2 separate regions of the Homo sapiens genome follow, and region 1 is linked to region 2. Evidence: chromatin contacts called from ENCODE Hi-C data. All regions are on one chromosome and are shown on one strand. Each heading gives the region's core, a stretch centred on a gene start or an enhancer-like site at or near the end of the contact. The rest is flanking DNA. Distances are from core to core; before and after follow the strand shown.

The links. Hi-C counts contacts between places; a loop is a spot of excess contacts on that map. Pooled maps may share reads with other maps.
Region 1: a loop to region 2 is called in a map with no recorded cell type, with 4 times the contacts of the local background. The contact joins the enhancer-like site here to the promoter of SCIN in region 2. A Hi-C loop is called at or near these places in 6 of 37 single-sample maps with no recorded cell type and 4 of 50 pooled maps.

The regions. Positions count from the first base shown.
Region 1 is chr7:12,256,236-12,260,399 of GRCh38, reverse strand. No RefSeq gene overlaps it. Among named protein-coding and RNA genes, the nearest start is that of TMEM106B, 47 kb to the right of the region's middle. Within about 2 kb of position 2,584, at least 5 of the 41 ENCODE cell types and tissues checked have a DNase peak (open chromatin) inside an H3K27ac peak, as active enhancers do.
Region 2 is chr7:12,568,434-12,572,395 of GRCh38, reverse strand. SCIN (scinderin) reads right to left here and starts at 1,676. Exons shown (of 16, transcript NM_001112706.3): 1 at 1,411-1,676. The coding sequence starts at 1,609. It overlaps LOC107986768, which reads left to right. Exons shown (of 3, transcript XR_007060635.1): 3 at 1,015-3,962.

The DNA of each region.
Region 1 (4,164 bases), core at 1,335-3,834, 310 kb after region 2:
CAGTGTAAAAAATGCATCTAAAAACTTAGATGTCTCTTCCATAGGAAAAAAAAATAGCAAGTGTTTTTTCAAACTCTTTATAGACATTTATATCTTAAGTGTCTATTCCAGATTCTCATTTGCCTTCTTTACAATCGAGGAATGACTTTTTAGAGGTACAATTAATGACCCCATTCTCTTTCACTAATATAAGAGTATAATTATTTCATTGGAAAGCACTACTATATATTATATTTCTTTCATATCTTTGTTCATGTATTAGTCTCATACAGTGCCTGCCTTATAAGATATTGTAAGAAATTATCAAGATAAATTTAATGCAGAAATAACAATGGTATATAATGTCCCTACTTATTCATTTATGCTTACATAACATTGGAGGTGCTCAAAAGGTTCCACGAGTATTGAGTCATTAAAGCTTAGTACCCCTGTGAGGTATGCTTGGTTATTATCATTATAGTTTATTAGACAGATCAAGCTTCCCCTGGAGTCCTGAAAGCTCTTACAGAAAGTGTTGGCTTTTTAATATTCTGCATCTGAGAATTACAACTCAGGTTTATGAAATTAACTCATTTTTCTTAGGATTGTCTCTTTCTTTTGAGTTATATGGTTTCACCTTCTTGTAGCATAGCAGAAACAGTGCACACCCAGCTTTTAGAAAACCTGTAGTTGAAAGGCTATTTCATCTCCTTCCAGAGATACAAAGAAGAGGCAAAATATTTGAGGGATTATAAGTAACCAGTGGGTGACATGAAAATTATTGATATATTTGCTAATATTTATTGAAAAATATACAATGTGCCAAGATTGTGCTAAATCCATTCCAGAGACCAGAGGCTTTGAAAGTCTGCATATTTTGCAAGTGCACAGCTCCATAAGTGGAAGAGCTAGTCCGGAACTCTAGCCTTTTGACTTCTAGCCCGATGCCATAGCCTCCATCCCTGAATTTCCCCAAATTTGATATGCTTGCTACCAGTGAGATAGAACTTGATTTTTCTCTGTACACAAGTATACTTTACTAGTTATATATTTCACTGCATTTTAAAATAATATTATTTCCCCACTAAACTGTGGTATGATAGATATCATTCCCTAGGAGAAAGCTAAATCAGGTAGAATTTGGGTTTAGGAAGTAAGTAGAAATGACAAAAATCACAAAGGTGGAACATTAAACTTTAAAGTCTGGAAGACCTACTATGTATCATATCACAGACTGAAGTGTATGAGGTAGTATGAAGTGAGTGTGGTTTGAATAACAAGAAGAAAGAAATAGGCTTTTAGCTCTAGCTCTAGTTTCTGTTTATTTTTGAGGAGATGAAACTGTTGAAAAATGTTTTCTTGCTTTTGCTTCTGGATATGTAAAAACTATTAAGGAAAAAAAACTTTAAAATAAGCAGCTTATCCATCATGGGGCCTTTAGATTCAAACTGATTGGTTCTGAAACCATAGTACATCCACTTACTAGTTGTGTGACCTTAGGAAAGTTAATTAACCTCTCTGAACTTCAGATTCTTTATTTATGAATGGTGATGAATGGTGTGAATGGTGATGTTATTTGTGAATGAACAGACACAATGTCTACAGAGTGCTTAACTTGTATTAGAAGGCATTCAGCAAAAGGTATCTACTGTTGTCATTTCTAGCACATTATTACCTCTTCTCTTTGAAACTTGCATCTTTGAAAGTATCATCAGTTACATCAGTCACTATAACTGTTAGCCCCTGACTCACTGTCATTCTCTTCTTTATTTCAGGTTTTGATGAGAACATGAATAGTCCTTTTAAATGTGGGCGCCTCTGTTTCTTGAACTCCCCTCTTCCCCAAAGCTTGTCTTCCACCCTAATTCAACCACTCAGTCTCATGGTCACATCCTAGACCTTGACATTGTCAGTACCTGGTATCCTCCCCAACTATAATCTCATTATCTAGTCTCCTCATCACAAAAATTTCAACATCACCTTTTTCACGAATCTGTTTTTACTGACCCTTACCTTCTTGTTGTTCCGTCTCCTTCGTTACTAGTCTGCTCAAGCTGCCATAACGAAGTGTGGTGGCTTAAATAACAGAAATGTATTTTCTCATGGTCCCAGTGGCTGGGAAGTCCAAGATCAAGAGTGCCAGCCAATTCAGGTTTTGGTGACAGCTGTCTCTTGGATTGCAGGCAGCTGCCTTCTTGCTGTGTCCTCATGTGATCTTTCCTCAGTGCAAAGATCTTTTCTGGGTGCACTGATATTTTTTTTTTTTTTTTTTGTTTTTTTTTTTTTTTTGGGTAAAGAGAGGAGAGGTCTCTCTCATACTCTATTTATAAGGCCACTAATCTCATCATGAGGGACCCACTTACATGACCCCATCTAGCTCTAATTATCTCCCTTAGGCCTTACCTCTAAATTCCATTGCACTGGGGGTTAGAGCTTCAACAAATGAGTTGCGGCAGGATATATTCACTCTGTAACACTTCTCCCTCCTAACCCAGCTTAAATTTACCAATTATAACCTCTCCAGTGCACACACCCTTGACTCATATCTCTCTTCCTTCATCATTTTCACTTTCACTTCCAGCCACATTTGGCCTCATTTAAGCCCAGAGTAGTTGGAACAAAACACACAAATATTCTGATTAGTTTCACTTTCAGTTAACAGCAATGAACTCCAGTAGATGTTTAATGCTGTTACGCACTCAGTACTTTCCTGATTCACTCAACTTTCTCATTTCTCATAGAACTTTGCTACTCCATGTGTAGCCCATGGGCCAACACTATTGATATTACCTAGATATTCTGAGAAATACAGATCTCAGACCCCATCCTAGACCTACTGAATACGAACCTGAGTTTTATCAAGATACTAGGAGATTCTTCTGCATAGTGTATTTAAGTTTGGGAAGCATCCCCTTAAAAGACTCTCTTCTCACACCTCCAAATCTCCTCTATCATCACTCTTAGCCAATGGCCTTGCTTCCTATATTTCTTAAAAACTGTAGCAATACATAAGTGGCATAGTCTTCCACCACGACTTGTACTCACTTACCACCATTCCCACTCACAACTTTTGCCTTCCCACTTGGGCCTATAAATGAGCCATCCATGTTCCCATTTGAAGTGATTGCTCCTCTGGGCTCTATATCACATCCCTCCCAGTTGGTCTAGGCTCTGCGTTAGCAATATTTCCTTCTCTTCCTTGATCATACCTACGGTCATGCAACAATGCTTTTATTTTTTCTTTTAAAATACCTTCTAATCCCATTTCCTCTGTTGCTTTCTCCTTTTATTTATCACTTTTGCAACAAAATTATTTAAATGACTTGTGTAGATCCTCTTCTGCAAATCCTTTCTTCCCATTCTCTGTTAAACCTACTTCAAATGTGTTTTGGCTCCTTTCATGTCTCCTTTTTTCGTCAATAGTTATTAAAAACTGTTCTTTTCAAAGCAAGCAATGATCTTCACATTACTAGATCCAGTGGTTGGTTCTCAGTATTCATTATACTTGATACCATCAACTACATTAGAATAAGCTGATCACTTCCTCCTCTTTAACATGCTGCCAGTATCAGATATATATTGAGCACATGTGTATTTTAAAAATTATTAATCTTCTTTGAAAGAAAATTTAGGATTCTGTCAGATTCAGCTGCATATAACAGAAATGTCAAACATAATATTTGCTTAAATGTGATAGAAGTTTCTCTTTCTTAAAAAATGTCTGAAGCTAAGAAATCTAAAACCAGTAGAGAGGCTTCACTGTGTCACAAAGACTGGGAATTCTATCATGTGCTTCATCACTTTCAGTGTTGTTTCCAAGTTTATAATTACTTCATAGTCTGAAAAACCTGTTAGAGATCCCATCATTAAGTCTGGGTTCGAGGCAACAGAGAAGATGATTGACATAAGAGCAGGCCCTTTTTCTTTCATCACTACTCATGAGTCTCATATTATGCTTCCGCCTGCATATTATTGACCTAGATTTAATCATATGCCATATCTAGCCACAAGATGAGCTACTAAAGGTAATCTTTGATTGGCAATAGGCCCACCTAAAACACAGGGTTCTAAGAAAGAAAAGGAGAATAGATGTTGTGAGACAACTAGAAGTTTCCATCCAAGGAAGTCATGACATTATCTTCATGAGAAAATGTGCTATTAGAATCATAAGAGAGTCCCAAATAG
Region 2 (3,962 bases), core at 427-2,926:
GAACATGGGTTATAAAAGTTTCAGTCTTTTCTGGCAGAAAATACAAATAGATGACTGTGTATTACAACATTATAATAGGAATAACAGCAATGCATCAAGAAGCCAAAATGTGTTCAGAACTCAGGCTGAGCCTTCTCTGCCTCCTCAAGCTAACACAAATTTTTGACTCCAAATGTTATAATTAAAAGTCTTATCTTCATCTACGTATTTTTCATTTCTCATTTCTCAAATGCCTGTTCCAGGTGTTTGCCAATGTTTAGACAGTCACTACTCAATGTTTTCTATTATTTTGTTTCTTAAAATCTTCAAATGTTGGAAATTACAGTGTTGGCTTTCAGGGACTCAAAAATGTGTAAGTGTGTGTGGTTTTGTGTGTTTTCCTCCTAAGCTCAGGGATAAAACTAAACAAACACGAGTACTGGGCAGGCTAGCTAGTTTTAAAAGAAGGCAAAAAGGCTCAGAGAATCGGCATGTTGTTAGACAGGGTGTGCCCACTGGCACAAGACCTCCTGGGGAGAGGCTGGACATTCAGGATGTTTATGAGTAAAAGTAGAAGGTGGAAAAAGAACACACAAGGCCCAGTGTCCTGACAGCCTGGCACGAACGCAGCTCAAAATAATTACTACTGCTGAAGGAGCCGTTTCTGTTCCATCTTGTGTCCTTGCTAAAATAAATAATAAATAATAACAATAAAGCAGTCTACATAAATATATGAAATACCCATATAGAGCTATTTATTTGTATATAAAATATCTGTATTTTTTTCTTACTTCTATCTGAGGACGCCAGCTTCCGAATGAAGCGGAGTTTTTGTCTACCAGACCCACAAGCAGCATGGTGCGGGTAGAATCCTGTTTTAAAGAAGCCCAGAACAATAATTCCCGCAATCATAGAGAAAATAAGCCAGTGCCCGAAAGCAACAAATAAAAATAATGTGTGAAGAAAAAGAAAAGGACTTCTTCCTAGCGGCGGCAGATGCCCCCAGACTTTATGACTTCCTCTCCATCCCGACAGGGAAAGCAGGACTGAGTTTGTCGGAAGGTGAGCGGGGCTTGGCCAGAGACGGTGTGCGCTGAGGCAGCGGCCCTGGACAAGAGTGGCGTTTGGATACTTGACGGTGAAAGGGGAAGAAGCCAGTCACCAGCTCCAAAGTCCAGGAACTACACCTGGCAAAGGTCAAAGCCTGCGAGGTAAGTCAATTGCGGACAACGCCTGAGCCCCGCGTTTGCAGCCGGCGAGTTGACTTCGGTAGGGAGAAAGTGGCCGGCCCCAAAGGGCAGCCCCGTGGGGGCGCGAGTGGCTAGCTCAGTTTGCGGTCCCCTTTACTCCCACGCCTGCAAATCTCAGACCCCTACGCCCTCCCCTCGCCGGCCTTGGTGCGTCGGGGTCCCGCCGCCCGCCGTCCCTTACCGAGCCAGAAGTGCAGGTGGTAGGTGAAGCCTCGGCTCGTCTTGGCCGTGTGCAGCACCAGGTAGGCATCCCCGACGTAGAAGTCGCCGTGAGCGCTCTGGGGCACGGGCACCAGCTCCAGCTTCTCAATCCTCCAGACCTGCAGCCCCGCCTGCTTGCCCGCCCGGGCGAACTCTTCGTGGTATAGCTCCCGCGCCATGGCTCCTGCACGCGATGCTCCGGGGGACGCGTGATATCGCTGATCTTGGACTAAACCGAGAGCAGCAGGAGGAACCTTATTCGCCGCCACTTTATAGTGTTTGCCATCCGGGGAGGCGGCGCCCTGAAACGGGAGGGGCTAAGTGCCCAGGCGCGAGTTGACAGAGGAGACGATCGCTTCCCACGGGGAGCGCAGCGCTGGCTTCCAAGCTCCCACGCCTTGCCCCAGGCCAGGAGCGGAATCGGCGTCCCAGAAGTCTTGAGATTCAGAGGGAGTTTATAGTAACTCGTGCCAATGCCTCCTCCAAGGAAAGACATTTTCTCTAGCAATAGACGAAGAACATTAACGGTTAAAACTGCTTGGCACTCCTTTGTGCATACCCATCACTACCGTCCTGCATATTTCCCCTTCTCTCGCTAATCCTCTTATTTCTGGATCTCAGTTGTGCCTGGCAGGAGGGGTGAGGTGAGGAAAGAGCGCGCCAGCCCTGCAGAGTTGAGTCAGCGTTTACTCGGGTGGAGCAATACCTGTTCTTTCTGGCCCTCTAGAATAATTCTTAGAACAAGGCTTCCTCTGCTAATAGCAACACCTGCCGTTAGGCAGCAGAGGAGTGTGCCACATTAGCATGCTGGAATAATTTTAATACATCCTTCTTTAAAAAATGGGCTTTTTGAGTAACAAGCATCCTAATGATCAATTCTGTCATTTCATTGGGCAATCTCTGCATTCCTGACGACCAAAGTTTCTGTCTCGATCTTCCAGTTTGAAAATACCATGAAAAACAGCATGTCAGATTTCTTGGACAGGAAGAAAACCTGGAAGAATGGCAGTATTACCCCAGGTGACAGAGCTCTGTAAATCTCAGAGTTCAGGAGCTGTGGTTGAGCTCTCTTAACACCTGCTTCCTTTGGCCAAGAAAGATGAAAACAACAACAAAAACCCAGCAGCCGCCGTCCTGAGATGTTCTCTGCAGGGCTGTTTGTGGCTGTAATTTTATGCTTGGCCGGACTTCTGGGTTACCTGTTACCTAGCTTCAAGGTGATAATTTTCTTTGTTTTACCTACAGGTTTTGCTTTTGCAGCATGGCTAAAACACTATGGAATACAGATGGAAATTTTACTCTTGATTTGGCATTCATTTAACAAGCTGGTATAGCAAAGGATTCTGTTACTGAAAAAGGCAAATCACTCAGGATGTATAGAGTAAGAAAGCTGAATTTCATGCATGTAAAATTGTTTTCATTCAATTTCTCAAATTACATGAATCCCTGGAAGGTCAATAATAATGCAAAATTAGATTTTTTTCCTTAATTAAATTATGTTTTTAATAGGTTATTACATGACCATGGTAAAAAAATTAAAAGTACAAAATGTGTGCAATAAAAAATTATCTCCATTTCACCCTGCCACCCAGTTGCTTTCCCCAAAGGCAATTACGTTACCAGTTTCTTATGTATTTTTCCAGGCACTCAAATTTTGTCAACAAGAATATAGGTAATGTAGTTATTTTAAATTTTTAACAGAAAATGTAACATATAACCTTTTCGAATCCCCCCCCGTGTGTGTGTGTGTGTGTGTGTGTGTGTGTGTGTGTGTGTGTGTGTCTGTGTATCAACACACAGTACTCATAGAGCTACCGGTTTTTACTGACCATATGGTATTCCACTTTATAAACATACTAATTTATTTTGTCTATCTCAGTTCATAGTGTAGGGGCCAAGGGAAAACTTCCCCTCTACCCTCTGAAGTTTCACTGAAAAATCAAGTCACAAAAGGCAGATTAACAGGACAAATGGCATACAAATTTATCAGCGGGCATGGGGGAGAATCACAGAGTGATTGGCCAATATCCCAATGAGGTACAGAGGGTTGTACCTCCTTATTAGAGGAAAGGCAGATGGGTGATGTATGGGTGATTTGGGGGGTTAGAAAATGATTTTTAGGGGAATTCAATGTGTTTGAAGAACATACAGTGGCCTGAGACAAAGTATGTTAAGCCTGCAGAGCTCTCCGTGTGTGTTGACAGACTTCAGTCTTTCTTTCTGCAATATGAGTTCAGTTTGTGGAAAGTCAGGGAAGAGACCAGAGGTAACTGTTTTCTTCTTTGGCAAGTCGAGACTTTAGGCAGATAAGGGAACTTCAGAGAATACCTTCATTCTGTGCTTTGGGAAAGAGAGGATTGGTGAAGGAAGGTCAAAGAAAACTTAAGCCTTCTTCATTTCAGCATGTCAAAGTGTCACATTTTGTGGTATTGGTTTCTGAGCCCCAACACTAGGCATTTAAATTTTGTGTATATTTTGCCAATACAGTGTTACAAATAGCATATTGAACATACTTTATTATGCATTCGCAGT